2 separate regions of the Homo sapiens genome follow, and region 1 is linked to region 2. A link is a contact called in ENCODE Hi-C data. All regions are on one chromosome and are shown on one strand. The core of a region is the stretch at or near the end of the contact, and the rest is flanking DNA. Distances in the headings are between cores, read along the strand shown. Region 1 has its middle 140 kb from the start of LINC00844. Region 2 overlaps BICC1 (BicC family RNA binding protein 1).

What was found. Hi-C counts contacts between places; a loop is a spot of excess contacts on that map. Pooled maps may share reads with other maps.
Region 1: a loop to region 2 is called in a map of aorta, with 8 times the contacts of the local background. The contact joins two enhancer-like sites. A Hi-C loop is called at or near these places in 7 of 168 maps with a recorded cell type or tissue (Caco-2, PC-3, PC-9 and 3 more) and 5 of 50 pooled maps.

The regions. Positions count from the first base shown.
Region 1 is chr10:58,854,062-58,860,269 of GRCh38, forward strand. No RefSeq gene overlaps it. Among named protein-coding and RNA genes, the nearest start is that of LINC00844, 140 kb to the right of the region's middle. RefSeq lists enhancers at 2,124-3,323, 2,461-3,077. Within about 2 kb of position 2,935, at least 10 of the 41 ENCODE cell types and tissues checked have a DNase peak (open chromatin) inside an H3K27ac peak, as active enhancers do.
Region 2 is chr10:58,792,256-58,798,203 of GRCh38, forward strand. It overlaps BICC1 (BicC family RNA binding protein 1), which reads left to right. Exons shown (of 21, transcript NM_001080512.3): 9 at 1,229-1,360; 10 at 4,085-4,271. Among named protein-coding and RNA genes, the nearest start is that of LINC00844, 200 kb to the right of the region's middle. Within about 2 kb of position 4,201, at least 2 of the 41 ENCODE cell types and tissues checked have a DNase peak (open chromatin) inside an H3K27ac peak, as active enhancers do.

The sequences.
Region 1 (6,208 bases), core at 1,685-4,184, 61 kb after region 2:
ACTGATCTAGAGAATCGTGGGAGGTGTGTGTGTATAAGGATATATATATACCAGCCATTTAGATTTCTACCTTTTCACTTTTAAAAAGCTTCAGTGAACTTTTTCTAGCTTAATTTTGTCACATCTTTATTTTCTTGGTTTAGATTCCTAGACACGGAGTTGCTTGGTGAAAGAGTGGCACACTTCAAGGTTTTTTATATATATTGACCAGTGGCCTCCAAAAAAGTATTTAATTCTGATTCCTACCAAATTTGACACTTCCTTTTCATCTTTACAGAGTTCAGTCTGGTTTTGCACATGGTAGGTGCTCAATAAATATTGCTATTTAGGTGATTGAATGTTAGCTGTGAGTATCCCTCCCTTTTTTTCTACTAAATATGTGGGCATGTTGGTATATGGCACTTCACAATAATTTTTATAAGGGCTGAGTCTGGAGAAGATGTTTGTGATATGGGATTATTCCCTGTAAATAAGTGCTTCTCAAGCATGATCCCGGAACTAGTAGCATCTGCATCACTTGGAAATGTGCTAGAAATGCCAATTCTCAAGCCCCACAAGGACCTACCCTGTGTTTTAAAAGTCCTCCAGGTGATCTTCTAAAAGCTAAAGTTTAAGAACCACTGCAATAGATAATAAAGTAAATCAACACATGCTGCTTTTATCAGCAGGAAAATAGCTGTTCCCTAAACACTCTAATGTCATTTCCCTGGTGGGAGTTGGCCAGCCTGCCCTTGGTTCATAAGAGGTTATGAGACTCAATCTAAATGCAAGTAATGCTTTCTAACTCCATCTGGTGCCTTGGTTGGTTTGAGAGGCCCATCTCATGCCTATACTTTATGCTCAGGCCCATCTCAGCCTGCTCCATGGCCCACAGCCTAGGAGCCAACAGCTGGGACGTTTAAATGCAGAATGATACTTGCATGTTCAACCTCATTTGCTAGATTGCTCATTAGATAGATAATGCTAGATAATGCTGTTATCTTGGCCAGATATGAAGTCCAATGTGAGCAAGGTGGCCATCTGTTCAGGGCTGGATCCTTTTGGTATAATCAGAGACTATGTGGCTCCAGTAGGCACTTCCACCAGAGACAGCAGCGCAGTCTCTGGGGCTGAACCATAGGGTTGGTCATGTGCTGGATAGAGGAGGAGGTGGGAGGGCACACAACTTCCAAGAGCCTTTCTTCTAGATGTGACAGTCTCAGGGCACCCATTGGCCTTCCCAAAGGAGAAGAGACACAAAGTCAGGGGATTACTTTGGAAGGATGCCACACTGCAGTCAGCAGGGACTTCTGTGCTTGAACTCACACCTGGTTCCCCTCATCCCCTGTGGGTCAGAAATAAATCCATAATAACAGCTCCTGACATCTGTAATCCCTGGGGCTTACAGGATTCTGTGTTTGCAGTTCTCTAATTAGACTGAGACCTTTTTGTTGTTGTTGTTGAGACAGAGTGGTCTCACTCTGTCACCCAGGCTGGAGTGCGGTGGTGTAATCATGGCTCACTGCAACCTCCCATCTCAGCCTCCTCCGTGGGCTCAAGCCATCCTCCCATCTCAGCCTCCTAAGTAGCTGGGACTACATCATACCCGGCTAATTTTTGTATTTTTTGTAGAGACAGGATTTCGCCATGTTGCCCAGGGTGTTCTTGAACTAGTGAGTTCAAGCAATCTTCTCACCAGCCTCAGCCTCCCAAAGTGCTGGAAACACGGTCAGGAGCCACCACACCTGACCCTCGACTGAGGCCTCTCTTAAAGGCAGGGGCTCAGCTTGGCTTATAATGGTCATTTTTAAATGGGGCTGACTGCACTTTAAATGCTCATACGCTAAATTGCTTAATCTTCAGGATTCCCAAGGAACACCAGGCCCTGCCCACAGACAGATACATACTCCCAAGAAGCTAATTATATACAGGGGTTGAAAAACTTAATGTGAAACAATTAGTCAAAACTCTTCTTTGGAACCAGTTCCAGGTACTGCTTTGTAACTGAGAATTTTAAAACTGGTGAAATGCTGCTGGGCGCAGTGGCTCATGCCTGTAATCCCAGCGCTTTGGGAAGCTGAGGCGGGCGGATCATGAGGTCAGGAGTTTGAGACCAGACTGGCCAACATGGCGAAACCCTGTCTCTACTAAAAATACAAAAAATTAGCTGGGCTTGGTGGCAGGTGCCTGTAATCCCAGCTACTTGGGAGGCTGAGGCAGGAGAATGGCGTGAACCTGGGAGGCAGAGGTTGCAGTGAGCCGAGACAGTGCCATTGCACTCCAGCCTGGGCGACAGAGTGAGACTCCGTCTCAAAAAATAAAAATAAAAATAAAAATAAAAATGATGAAATGCATCATCATTCATATCTGATCCCTCTATCCCAGATTGATAGCAGTTTATTCTGTGACCAGTTCAGAGGTTCAGCAACTCAAGGTGATAGAGTTAAATTCTAAACAAGCCATCAAACTCTGCCTCTTCTCTGGCTGTGAGACAGCAACTTGTGAAAATAATTTCATCTGATTTAAGCAGACCAGGGCTGCAAATAAAGCAGCTGTTCTAAGGAAGTGGGTGCTGCAGTTATAACAGTAAGCGCTGAAGTGGGTGTCCAAATGCTGACAGTCAGAACATGTGTGCATGACTGGGCAGCTCTGTTAGCTGTGAATGGTATAGCATGGCATGAATGGAATGTGCTGGAATGCAGAGGACTCCCTGGGGTTCTTGTTGACCATTACATGGGTGGAGGGTGACCAACTGGTTTTTAGCACTGAAAGTTCTAAATAGAACTTTCTGGGAATGAGGGGACAGATATGAATGATGATGCATTTCATTATTTTTATTTTTATTTTTTGAGACAGAGTCTCACTCTGTCGGCCAGGCTGGAGTGCAATGGCACTGTCTTGGCTCACTACAACCTCTGCCTCCCGGCTTCACGTCATTCTCCTGCCTCCGCCTCCTGAGTAGCTGGGATTACAGGTGCCTGTCCTGGGAAGCCCCCTCAGTCCTTGGCGAACCAAGATGGTTGCTCACTCACCCTGTGTGGCTTTCAGATGTTTCAGCTCACTCTGTTCCCACGGCAGCCCGTCCTTCAGAGGTGGCTGAGTTCTTCATGAGACACATTGCAAGCAGCCCTGGAAAGTAAGGGTGCCCCATTAACCTTTCAGATCTGAACTATTTTCTGCCTATGAAGTGCATGTTCGGTTTTTATAGATTTTATATGTTTTCCCATCTTTCAGATCTAGCGCTGGCAAGCAGGTGGTATGGGAGTCCTAAAGTGGGGCAGCTGCTGATGTTGGAGGTAGATCCTGCCTCAGCACTGAGGCCAGGCTTCTGCAGAATCCTTTGAGGCTTCTGTCCTGAACTTCCAAAGTTCCAGCAGGAGGTGTTGGGCTAAGGTCAGGTGTCACAGTGGGAGTACGTTGCAGAAGCATAATATTCCAGAGGTTTCAGGGGCTTTCCCATTCAGTTAGTCAGTTTGTCACATCCCTCATCCCTAAGACTGGCCAGGCACATTTCCCTTTAGATGCTTATTGATGCCATTTTGGATTTTGTGGCATTCCCTAGAATGTCTAGAATGTTTAAAGTTCTGAAAAGCACTTAGTTCTCAAATATTTGAAAACAGAGGCAAAAGAATGTGTTGAGAGTGTGATTTCTGGAATCAGACTTCCTGTATTTAATCCCAGATCTTCCCTTTAATATCTATGACCCTGGGCATGTTACTTCAATTCTCTAACCTCAGTTTCGTTACCTGTATGTGTATATATATATACACACACATATATATATACACACACATATATATACACACACACATATATATATACACACACATATATATATATATACACACACACACATATATATATACACACACACACTTTGAAGAATGGGTATCCATCCCCTCAAGCGCTTATTCCAAGTTGCAAACAGTCCAATTACACTCTAAGTTTTTAAAAGATGTACTGTTATTATCAACTATAGTCACCCTGTTGTGTTATCAAATAGTAGGTCTTATTCATTCTTTCTACTTTTTTTGTTTCCATTAACTATCCTCACCTCCCTCAACCCCCTATTACCCTTCCCAGCCTCTGGTAACCATCCTTCTACTCTCTATGTCCATGAGTTCAATTGTTTTGATTTTTAGATCCCACAAAAAAGTGAGAACATGTGATGTTTGTCTTTTTCTTCCTGGTTTATATTTCACCTAACATAATGATCTCCAGTTCCATCCATGTTGTAGCAAATGACTGGATCTCCTTCTTTTTACTGGCTGAGTAGTACTCCATTGTATATATGTGCCACAGTTTTTTTTAATCCATCCACCTGTTGATGGACACTAATGTTACTTCCAAATGTTAGCTATTGTAAACAGTGCTGCAACAAACATGAAAGTGCAGATATCTTGTCGATATACTGATTGCCTTTCTTTTGGGTATATACCCAGCAGTGGGATTGCTGGATCAAATGGTAGCTCAATTTTTAGTGTTTTGTGGAATCTCCAAACAATTTTCCACAGTGGTTGTGCTAATTTACATTCCCACTGACAGCGTACAAGTGTTTGTTCCCTTTTCTCCACATCCTTGCCAGAATTTTTTATTGCCTGTCTTTTGGATACAAGCCATTTTAATTGGAGTGAGATGATGTCTCATTGTGATTTTGATTTGCATTTCTCTGATGATCAGTGCTGTTTAGCACCTTGTCATATACCTGCTTGCCATTTCTATGTCTTCTTTTGAGAGATGTCTATTCAAATCTTTCGGCCATCTTTTGACTGGATTATTAGATATTTTCCTATAGAGTTGTTTGAGTTCTTTATGTATTCTGGTTACTAATCCCTTGTCAGATGGGTAGTTTGCAAATATTTTTTCCCATTCTGTGAGTTGTGTCTTCACTGTGAATTGTATCCTTTGTTGTGCAGAAGCTTTTTAACTTGATGTGATCTCATTTGTCCACTTTTGCTTTGGTTACCTGTGCTTGTTGGGTATTGCTCGAGAAATTTTTGCCCAGATTAATGTCCTAGAGATTTTCCCCAATGTTTTCCTGGTGTAGTTTCATGGTTTGAGGTCTTATATTTAAGTTAACATATATTAAGTGTTTTGAGGACAGAATAGTGCAAATGGAAAGAGTTTAATAGACACAGCTACAAAATATACCTCTATTACTTCCTAGCTGTGTAGTCATGGGCAATTTAATTCACCTCTTCGAGCCTCAATTCCCTCATCTGTAAAGTCTTATCTCATAGATTACTTATGAGAATTAAATGAGATGACTAGGTAAAATTTCCAGCATATTGCCTGGCACCCTGCTTGCTTAATACATATTTATACTTTCCTATACACGATAAGTTAACATAGATTTGGTGCCAAAACAATTTAGTCATGTTCACCAAATAATCATATATGAGGCACTACTGGTGATTATTGAACTTGGTCCTTGGACTGTCATTGTTCTTGGTTAAGGTGCAGCAGATGTTAACTTTAAAATAGACATTTGGGTTCTTTGGTATTTCAACGGCAAGGGATGCTGTAGCAAATTTCTATGAACCCGGTAGCTGAGCAGATACAGTCTCACTTTATAACAAAGCATATTTTCATGAGACTCATGGAAATGGTTTACCAACTCCCAGAGGATTTGGTTACAATCACAATATTGCTTACCAGCTGTAAATGAAGGCTTTTGCCTGTCTGGAGCCAGCTCAGCACCATGAAGTATCTGGAGAAGAGCCAACAGGTCATGGAATTCTTTCTTCAGATGCTGCTCATCACTGCTTGCCTGGTCCCAAAAGATTTGTCCTGTGTCTTTTGTCCCTTCTATCCCCTGCTTGGATAGCATTCACTATCCTTCTTTTTTCATCTGATACCTTCTCTGGCTTGCAAAGGCCTTTCTACAGTCTTCCCTCCCTCTCTTTCCCACACAAGGCATGCTTCCATACAGCATTACATTGTCTATTTGCTCCTCTTGCCAGAATCCTTGGAAGCACCTATCCTTTGGGCTCGATATCTCACTCCCTGAGTGGCCAAACAATGAGATTCTTCCTGACTCACAAGCAAAGTTCATGGTTCCAAGGAAAAGCCAATGTTATCCATGGCAACCCTGAAAGATGAGTGAGCCCCATGCCAGCCGCTGCATGGGAAAGGCCAACAGCAAAATATCTTTACCTGACATATACACTCACATTCTTTTCACTACCTTCCATTTTTACCAGAATCCAGGCAGACTGATAATACATTC
Region 2 (5,948 bases), core at 2,951-5,450:
AGAAAAAAAAAAAATCTAAAAAATGAGGTAGTTAAAAGAAGGGACAGTAGTAACAATTTACTCCAGGAAGGAGGAAAGGTTTAAACTGCATTAGGTTAAGTAGGATTTATATTGGTGAAGAAGCTTTTGATGAGTTAAGGCAGGGGTCCTCAATCCCCGGGACAAGGACCGGACCAATACTGGTCAGTGGTCTGTTAGGAACTAGGCCACACAGCAGGAGGAAAGCAAGGGAAGCTTCATCTGTATTAACAGAGGCTTCCCATCACTCACATGACCGCCTGAGCTCCACCTCCTGTGAGATTAGCAGTGGCATAAGATTCTCATAGGGGCATGAACCCTATTGTGAACCGTGCATGCAAGAGATTTAGGTTGCATGCTCCTTAGGAGAATCTAATGCCTGATGATCTGTCACTGTCTCCCATCACCTCCAGATGGGACCGTCTAGTTGCAGGAAAACAAGCTCAGGGCTCCCACTGATTTTACATTATGGTGAGTTGTATAATTATTTAATTATATATTACAATGTGATAATAATAGTAATAAAGTGCCGAATAAATGTAATGTGCTTGAATCATCTGAAACCATCCCCCTTCCCTCCCCCTCCCCTGGTCCATGAAAAAATTGTCTTCTGTGAAACTGGTCTGTGGTACCAGAAAGGTTGGGGACCCCTGAGTTAAGATACCAAAGTACAAGATCCTCTTAAAGGATCGTTGGGAGGCTGGCCTAACCTGGAGGAAGGGGAAGACATACAGATATAAATCTGTGGTTGAACAAGCAAGTCTGGGCTAAAATGTGGAACTCTTTAAATGCTCGATCATGTTTAGTTTTCATTCAAAATACAATCAAAAGCTGCCACTGGAAGTCATTGAGCAAAGGCAAAGATTAGTACCCTTGATATAGTCGAGAATCTAGTTTCTAGCATAACTTAACAAAACTGAAGTTAGAGAATAAAGGAATTTTCCAAGGTGCACAGTGGATAAAAAAAGTCCGGGGCCAAAAACAGAAACTTAAGACATATAATTTCGTCATCCAAAAATGGTTTTCTCCCCCTCAACGTTAATGCCACACCTGTCCTCTAAGCTATGTGAACTTATATAATTCAGCTTTAATACTTCAGTTTAGTCTTTAAATCTGTAAAATAGTGCATTATTTGCAGGCATGTTAAATTATCAGGTGTTTAAATGATTAAATTTTTACCTCCTACACATTCTATTGTGACATTTTCTAGGGTTGTCTTCCTCTTGTGTTGATGTTTGATATGAAGGAAGAAATTGAAGTAGATCCACAATTCATTGCGCAGTTGATGGAACAGCTTGATGTCTTCATCAGTATTAAACCAAAGCCCAAACAGCCAAGCAAGGTTGGTTCAGAGTCTGAATCCAGAGAATTATGTATCATATCATATGCTGTATAGTTTTATTTTGCATAGAAGTATTTATTTGCATATACATGAAACTGTTACTCTATACAGGTTGAATATCCCCAATCCGGAATGCTCCAAAAGCTGAATCTTTTTTAGCACTGACATGACAGTCAAAGGAAATGCTCATTGGAGCATTTTAGATTTTGGATTTTCATATTAGGGATGCCCAACCAGTGCAGATATTCCCAAATCCCCCAAAACCCCAAATCTAAAACACTTCTGGTCCCAGGCATTTCAGATAAGGGAAACTCAACTTGTATAATATATATGTCATTATATATTTAGTTATCTAATATAAATTTGTAACAGTATTCATTATAGATCATCATTTTCTTTATATATGTGTTGGTTTTTGCAGTCCATTTAGAGTAACCATTATTTTTCCATAGTTAAATGAGAAGGAAAGAACATTTGTTCTTAATTTAGAATCTGGTAACTTGAAGCTTTTCTAAGTTACCCAAGAGTTGATAAGGCTACTTACATGTTTTGTGTGTGTGTGTGTGTGTGTGTGTGTGTGTGTGTGTGTGTGTGTACATGCCCAGTGTAATTCAGAAATTGTTTAGACTACTTACTATATGCCATCTCCTGCGCAAGCTGGAGAGTTAAAGAAGAGGTGCCTGTGCTTTTTTGTAAATACTTTAAGGACTGAACTGTCTCAAGTTCAGCGTTCTTGGAATCTCTCCTCAGAGTGTTGTAAAATTTCAGTAACTACATGTAGAGTAAAAATTTAATGGAATAAATGTTTTTTTTTTTTTTCTGAGACAGGGTCTCACTTTATCACCAAGGCTGGAGTACAGTGGTGTGATCGTGGCTTACTGCAGCCTCGACTTCCTGAGCTCAGGTGGTTCTCCCACCTCAGCCTCCCGAGTAGCTGGGACCACAGGCATGTGCCACCACACCTGGCTAATGTTTTGTACTTTTTGTAGAAATGGGGTTTGGCCATGTTGCCCAGGCTGGTCTTGAACTCCTGCGCTCAAGCAATCCACCCACCACAGCCTCCCAAAGTGCTGGGATTACAGGTGTGAGTCACTGTCTCCGGCTCAGAATAAATCTTTTATTAAGTGCTAGTAAGAATGAGGAAAGAGGAATGTTTCTACATTAGTATTGTTGTTTAAACTAGCACAGCCACTTTGAAGAGCGATTTCTGATCATCGCATTATTCTAAGATATTGATTACCCTACCTGCAGTAGTTCTACTTCTGATTATACACTCTGAAAACACCTTTGCACCAAGAGACAACACGAGAATGGTGTTGAGTAAAAAAAGTATATTGCATCGTAGTATGTAGTCAATGGCAGCATTTTTGTGTATATATATGTCTGTACATTTTTAAGTATAAAGCATTGTTTAGAAGGATGCACACAAAAATCATGATGAGTTGCCTTTGGGGCAATAGAAAGGAAAATGGAACAAAGTAAACAAGGGAGATGTTCTATTTATTTAACAAAAATCCGAAATAAGAAAATAACACCATTTTTAAATTTTGAAACTATAAATCTTATATGCATAGAATGGTGTATATATAATATGTATTTTATATAATTTGGTATATGTAAATAATGTGGTAATCGCTGTCCAACTGAAGAAAAATGATCTTGCCTTCTCCCAAAGAAAACTTTAAAGGAAAAGATAGCATTGATTCTAAGTGAACTTGATATAATTAGTTTAAAGTTAGGGAACAGGACATTAATTTTATGTATCGTGAAGCTTCATGTGTGACTAATTTGAGTTGACCAGAGTCACTGTAGATACCAGGACTAAAAGATAAAGACAGGAGAGACATTAGAGGGCTTGTGCATATTAAGATGGACAGTCAGAAGAATTCCAGGAGTTCAGTAAGAAATGAGCAGAAGTCAGGGAAAAATAGATTGTAAATGAGAACTCCAGAGCCTTGCAGCATCCCAGGGCCATTTAATTATGCCCAGCTGGCCCACATTCTAACTACTGCTTTAACTGCTTTCTCAGCCACAATTTTTTTTTTTTTTGGTCCATTGAGGGCTTTCCCCTTTGAGTTCACATTTCAAATTTTCTTGATGAGTCCATTGTGAAAGAAAAATGATTTATTATTTAGAATTTTTTTTACCATAAGCTTTGCCATAGATATGTCACCAATGAGGGATAGTCATACCTCAAGGTCTATTAGCTAACTAGTAAACCATAAATGTCAAACATAAGTGATGATGATGATGCAGTTTATATGTGGTCACAAGTTTGATTTGGTATGTAATGACAAGATGCAAGGGGGAAGCTTTAGTGTAAAGATGAGGGGCTGTAAAAAGGGAACCCAGGTTCCCATCCTCTTGCTGTCTCTTCACAGCTGTGCCTTGACCTGGGCTAAGTCCCTTAACTTCACTGAATATGAGTAATGATTCCCACCCTATAAGGTTTTGCTGAGAATAGGAACATATATGCAGCTACTATCACAGCTCCTGGAACCCAGAACATGCCCAATAAATGGTAACCAATAATTTAGGGTTTTGCCAGAAGGAGTAATCTTAAGCACGAAGTGGTTAGAATTTGCAGATGATTTAAAAGCAGCATTGATATGTCCCCTGAGTGGAATTCTTATTAGCGTATTCATTTTCCACCTCCCTCCCCTCCCCCATTCATTGTAGACTACTTGCATGTCACCTTTTTTCCCCCATTATGTGTTTTCATAGTCTGTGATTGTGAAAAGTGTTGAGCGAAATGCCTTAAATATGTATGAAGCAAGGAAATGTCTCCTCGGACTTGAAAGCAGTGGGGTTACCATAGCAACCAGTCCATCCCCAGCATCCTGCCCTGCCGGCCTGGCATGTCCCAGCCTGGATATCTTAGCTTCAGCAGGCCTTGGACTCACTGGACTAGGTATACAATTTATTATTACAGCGCGTCTCAGTCACTGGGGAAATGCTTGTCTGGTTCCCTTTCTTTCTACCATTCGGGTCTACATTTAAAGGCTATTTTTTTTTCCTTTGGGCTCTAAGATCAGATGAAAAGCCATACAACCTGAATCAATCCATTTTGGGGTTTCTTAGTCTCTGTGGATTTGTTACCCAGATTCTTCCCATGTTTGCATAAATAATCAAGGTCTGACTATTTTATTTTCGGTGGCTGTGTTTGTTCTAAATTAAGAATGCCATTGAGATTGAAGTAAGCATGCTGACTGTAATTTATGTTTGTTCTCTCCTGCATTTGCAATATTGTCTTCAGTCCCTAGAGATAAAGATTATCCAGTTTGCTTTTTAAAAAGTAATTGCAAATCTGTATGAGGGGTGGGGAGGGGGGTGAAAATAAGCAGAACCCGCATCTCCAGTGGTTAGGCCTGCCTTGCCTAGATACAAAGGAAATCTAGTCAGAGGCCAGACCTGTATTTCTGTCTAACGTGAGGAATAGAAAATAGAAGAATGAACAAACGTCATCATCTCAGAGCTTCAGTCGAGAAAGTAGAATGAGCTGTTTAATAGTCATGGTGATATTTATGTCCTCATCTATGGATTGCTATTTTATAGGCTGAAGTTAATTGCTGTATTACAGTTTTGCTAGATTTATTTCTTTCCTGCACATTTCTCAGTTGCATTTATTTTCCTTAATCAGTACTCCTAGAAAATCATCCTGGGTCATTCAGTGTTGATTTGAGACAAAAAAGAATACTCTCAGCAGTCTTTAAAATTTTTTTTCCAATAGCTATTCTTGCAGTCTTTAAAATTTTTTTTCCAATAGCTATTCTTGCTTTTAACTTTTAAGAAGTTTAATGCTCTTATATGATTGATTTTCCAAGTAGCCCTGCCTAGACATCATTAAAGAAAGATTTTTTTTGTATCTTGGCCCCTAATCTACCAAAGTTGTTCCTTCCACTGGGACCTGAACAGAGTCATAACAACATAGCAATGACTGTGAGTCAGGAAATGCCAATTAGGTAACTTAGCAGGAACCTAGTTCATCCTGCACTACAGAGAAAACAAGTGAGCAAAGATTCACTAACTGAATTTTTAAAATGTTTTCATTGCTATACCTATCCTGTTATATACTTTATGCTTTATATGTATTCCTGGAAACTTGTATACAAATCCACATTTCATTCTAGAACATATTTTAAATGCCCAAAGGAAAATTTCATTATTTAAATCAAGCATTGACTCCTTAGAACAACAACAACAACAACCAAAAAAAAACAGTATTTTTTTCTGAGGAAATTTTCATCATTGAGATGGAGCCCAGGGAAGTCATGTATATGTTTTGAGATACATTTAGGAACTGTTCTGGTAGCCTACCCTATCTGCAGCGGGGACAAATAGATCTATCCTACCACAGGAAAGCATTCCCTAGTCGCTGCTACATGTGAGTAGTTTGAAAAGGGTTTGTTTGTAAGCAGATGACAAATGAGTTATGCAGAAGAATAAAAATGAGTTTCCACTTGAGCAGAATTTTGTTCATCCTGGGTAGCTGACATGAATGCAAGCACCTGGTGATGTTCAATGACCCTAACTGCCATCCTGGTCTGGGCACACCTATCTTCCATTTTCTGATAGCAACTCTTTGTGG